Regions from separate parts of the Homo sapiens genome. Here region 2 is linked to region 1. A link is an interaction called in ENCODE POLR2A ChIA-PET data of the cell type or tissue named here. Cell type or tissue: K562. All regions are shown on one strand.

The links. ChIA-PET counts read pairs that join two places held together with the same protein. Peaks named below come from ENCODE experiments on the same cell type or tissue, not always from the same donor. Only the 100,000 strongest peaks of a DNase experiment are listed, where the experiment ranks them.
Region 2: POLR2A ChIA-PET joins it to region 1 with 6 read pairs; 3 of 35 experiments call an interaction of 5 or more read pairs at or near these places.

Annotation. Positions count from the first base shown.
Region 1 is chr4:39,426,864-39,429,363 of GRCh38, forward strand. The region is part of intron 1 of KLB (klotho beta); the gene reads left to right. Among named protein-coding and RNA genes, the nearest start is that of MIR5591, 16 kb to the left of the region's middle. In K562, no CTCF peak of the experiment used is centred here; a DNase peak (open chromatin) is centred at 1,078.
Region 2 is chr4:39,909,616-39,912,115 of GRCh38, forward strand. It overlaps PDS5A (PDS5 cohesin associated factor A), which reads right to left. Exons shown (of 33, transcript NM_001100399.2): 10 at 629-723. Among named protein-coding and RNA genes, the nearest start is that of PDS5A, 67 kb to the right of the region's middle. In K562, no CTCF peak of the experiment used is centred here; no DNase peak of the experiment used is centred here.

The DNA of each region.
Region 1 (2,500 bases):
TTTAGTAGAGAAAGAGAGTCTCACTATATTGCCCAGTCTGGTCTTGAACTCCTGGCCTCAAGTGATCCTCCCACCTCAGCCTCCCAAAGTGCTGAGAGTACAGATGTGAGCCACAGCATCCAATAAATATTTGTAGACTGCAGCATGGATGAATGAATGAATGTTAAACAATCTGGAAGAGCAGCATTTGGTAATTAACATAAAAGTTGATAGTAGGCTGGCACAGAGACAGAGACTTAGGCTGGCGGATTGCTTGAGGCCAGGAGTTCGATACCAGCCTGAGCAACATAGTGAGAGGTTGTCTTTACAAAACAAACAAATTAAAAAATCAGCTTGAGGCCGGACGCGGTGGTTCATGCCTGTAATCCCAGCACTTTGGGAGGCCAAGGCAGGCAGATTGCTTGAGGTCAGGAGTTCAAGACCAGCCTGGCCAACAGGGTGAAACCCTGTCTCTACTAAAAATACAAAAATTAGCTGGGCGTGGTGGCAGGTACCTGTAGTCCCAGCTACTCAGGAGGCTGAGGCAGAAGAATCACTTTAACCCAGGAGGCAGAGGCTGCAGTGAGCCAAGACCGAGCCACTGCACTCCAGCCTGGGTGACAGAGGGAGACTCTGTCTCAAAAAAAAAAAAAAAAAAATCAACTTGATACCAAAATAGAGAAGGGCTAAGCAGATGAAAAGATGAATCAAATTGAAATTAATCCCAAAAGGACAACGAGTAAAACTCAGGAAGCTGCAAACAATAAATGAGGGCAAACATGTTCAGCCACGAGCCTTGGCAAGTAAAGGCTTGGGAGCTATTTGCAGAACACTCTTCACGTCCACACAGTCTCCATTACGATTTTCTAGACCAAGTTAAATTATTTTCAGCTTGCTCTTTCAAAGTACTTCAAATTTACGTTTGTGTCATTTTCACAGGGTCTTCACAGATATTATTGCCTCATTTGACGTTCACGAAAATTCTCTAGGGTGTTTATTTTTAGCTCAGTAGAATGAAGGGAAAAACAGGTCTTTGACAGTGAAATGATCTGTCCAAGATCGTAAAGCTGATGAGTCAGCAGAGCTAATACAAGAGCCCAGGTCTCCTGCTTTCAAGACCAATGTTATTTCCCGTATAGTACCAGGTAGATGAGTAGCACCTTTATATCATTCTCAAATGCCATTTATCCCCTAATAGAGCTGTCAATGTTTTATATCCCATGGTCACAGAACACTCACACCAGTGGACAAAATGTATGGAAAGCGATTTGGGAATATTTAAAACAATTTTAGAAATAGGTAGTCCAGGCCGGGTGGCTCACGCCTGTAACCCCAGCATTTTGAGAGGCCAAGGCAGGCGGATCACCTGAGGTCAGGAGTTCAAGACCAGCTTGGCCAACATGGTGAAACCCCGTCTCTACTAAAAATACAAAAAATTAGCTGGGTGTGGTGATGGGTGCCTGTAATCCCAGTTACTCAGGAGGCTGAGGCAGAAGAATCGCTTCAACCCAGGAGGTGGAGGTTGCAGTGAGCTGAGATCACACCATTGCACTCCAGCCTAGGCAACAAGAGTGAAACTACGTCTCAAAAAAAAAAAAAAGAATGAAAGAAAAGAAATAGGTAGTCCATTCCTGGCATTAATGAAAGGCAATGATTCAAATAAATTAAAGGTTATATGCCCAAAGTTAGCTATTGAAACATTTATGACAGGAAAAGAGAAAGAACAAAAGAACGAAGAAAAATAAATTTTTATCAAAAGACAGAGATAGCTAAGTAAATCATTATTATACTAAGATATTCTGAAAACCAAAAACAGCGTGGAAGATGTTTAAAGTGATTTTATTTCTTAAATTTTTATTTATTTATTAGTTTAATTATTTCAAGATGGAGTTTTGCTCTTGTTGCCCAGGCTGAAGCGCAGTGGCGTGATCTCGGCTCACTGCAACCTCTGCCTCCCAGGGTTCAAGCCATTCTCCTGCCTCAGCCTCCCGAGTAGCTGGGACTACAGGTGCCCGCCACCATGACCGGCTAATTTTTGTATTTTTAGTAGAGACAGGGTCCCACCATGTTGGCCAGGCTGGTCTCAAACTCCTGATCTCAGGTGATCCCACCCACCTCCACCTCCCAAAGTGCTGGGATTACAGGCATGAGCCATGGCACCCGGTCTTAAAGTGATTTTAGCTGGGAAATATGTTTGGAAAGCCTGGGTGGGAACACAGAAATATAAACCTATTTTGTTATGCTTGTGGAGTTTTTAAATAAACTTTCTTTAACCATTGTTATTTAATAGTCTATTAAATAGCTTAAACAACAGACACTTTTATAGTACACATGAACATATTTCAGCCAAAATGTGACCAAACTCATGCACAGATTTGGAAATGGAACTTTTGACAAATGACTGAGGGTTCCTTGAATACACTGGTGTGATGTGTTTGGCTTGCTCATCTGTCTTCAACCCATCTTTCCAACAGTGTCCTGTCATGTCTTCCTCTGGCTCCTAATCCCTTCTTCATCTATT
Region 2 (2,500 bases), 480 kb after region 1:
ATAATCTGTTCAAAAAATTCTTAAATAATTTATAATACAAACTAAATCTAAACAAAAACATGTTGTTTCCCCTGTTCTTTTTGGTAAATAACAGCCTGCTGATAAAAACCACTTATGTGCTGCTACCAAAAAGGTAGATTTAAATGCTCTAGATTCAAAAGAATGAAAAATTCTAGTCTAGTGCAGAAGATAATCATGTTCCCACTTATTATTAAATGCCACTATATTTAATTAAATAGACATAATGATTTCTACCCAAATCCAATGTCTTAAGAAATACACTACTTCCTTAAATTATGATTTTCAAAAAATTTCAAAGGATTAAAATATGAAGATTTTAAGCTGGGCATTGTAGCACCCGCCTGTAATACTCGGGATCTCAAAGTGAGAGGTCACTTGAGCCCAGGAGTGAAAGCCTTTCTCTTAAAATAAACAAACAAACAAATAAAGAGATTTTAAATGTAATTTTATTACATGAACATGAAATCATTTCTTAGTGCACAACAAATGAAAACACGAGACCATACCAGAGTTAAAACCTACTTGGAAAGTGAAGTTAGGTCACAAGTCATATCTACAATATAGTTGTATGGTTATGCTAATATGTGTAATAAACCAGCTAGCTTACCTGTGAGATCCTTCGCTAAATCTGGGTGATTCATTAAACAATGACTGGCAAATTTCACACTTTCTAATCTCACAGGAACATGAATATCATTAAATCTACACAGAAAAAGATTGCTAAACATTAATTGTAAGGCAAAATAATCACTCTCAAATCAGGTATATCTAACATGAAAATACTTATACGCAACAATAGTTACTGATTAGAAAATTTGTTATGAGCTAAGGTATTCTGAAGGAAGAATATAAAGTACACTATAAGGTGAAAGGATACAATTTCACAAAAACATATTCACAAACAGAATTTCTTTACCATGCTAAAACTAACTAACAAAAAACAGTATAAACAAACACATCCTTCAACCCAAACTATACACTTTATGGAGTTAAAATCTGAGAGCTTAATATTATGCTACAAAGTAAAAAATATTCAAAACACACAAAATCAGTTTGAAGAATAAGTTTATAGGAGATTCCAGGCACGGTGGCTGACACCTGTAATCACTGCACTTTGGGAGGCGGAGACAGGTGGATTGCTTGTGGCCAGGAGTTTAAGACCAGCCTTGAACACATGGCAAAACCCTGTCTCTACAAAATATACAAAAATTAGGCAGGCATGGTAGCATGCCTCTGTAGTCCCAGCTATTACTCAGGAAGCTGAGGTGGGTGGATTGCTTGCACTCAGGAGTTCAAGATCAGCCTTGAAAACACAGCACAGCCCTGTCTCTACAAAAAAACACAAAAATCAGCCGGGCGTGGAGGCATTCCCCTGTAGTCCCAGCTACTTGGGAGGGTGAGGTGGAAGGACTGCTTGAGCCCAGGAGGTCGAGGCTGCAGTAAGCCATAATTGTGCCACTGCACTCCAACCTGGGTAACAGACCCTGTCTCAAAACAAAACAAGACGAAAGGTTTATATGAGACAAACACTGGGAAACTTGAGGTAGAGAGCAAACCATATATAAGGGGCAAATCCAGAAGTTCAAAGATGAGTGCAGAAAATGTGTTACTAGCTCAGGCATGGTGGTGGGTGCCTGTAATACCAGCTACTCAGGAGGCCGAGGCAGGAGAATTGCTTGAACCCGCCAGGCAGAGGTTGCAGTGAGCAGAGATCACGTCACTGCACTCCAGCCTGGGCGATGAAGTAAGACTCCGTCTCAAAAAAAAAAAAAAAATTTGTGTTGCACTGTCTCACCACTTAAGTTTCTTTTGGCCAGCACCAACTTGTATTACAGTGCTCTTTTAAAGGTCTAGTATACGTTAAGAATTCAATTAACATACAACACAATATGTAGACTCAAAAATGCACATGTTGGCCGGGCGCGGTGGCTCACACCTGCAATCTCAGCACTTTGGGAGGCCGAGGCGGGCAAATCACGAGGTCGGGAGATCAAGACCATCCTGGCTAACACGGTGAAACCCTGTCTCTACTAAAAATACAAAAAATTAGCCGGGCGCACTGGCGGGCGCCTGTAGTCCCAGCTGTTTGGGAGGCTGAGGCAGGAGAATGGCATGAACCCGGGAGGCGAAGCTTGCAGTGAGCAGAGATCGCGCCACTGCACTCCAGCCTGGGCGACAGAGTGAGACTCCGTCTCAATTAAAAAAAAAAAAAAAAAAAATGCACATGTTAAGGATAAGGTAAGGAACCCTCAAATTTAAAACAGATTATTAGGCAACTTTTAAAATATACTGATTAATGATAAATAATGTGATCTGAAATAGCTGGAAGTATTTTTATTTTTGAAATGATCTCATAAAAAAACCAAGTAAACAAAAATTGTTTAATAAACGTCTTAATGTCTATGGCCTCCCACTTTCTTACCCAGATAAAATTTTCATGTGTTAATAAAATACTGCATTTAGGATTTGTAATTCTCTG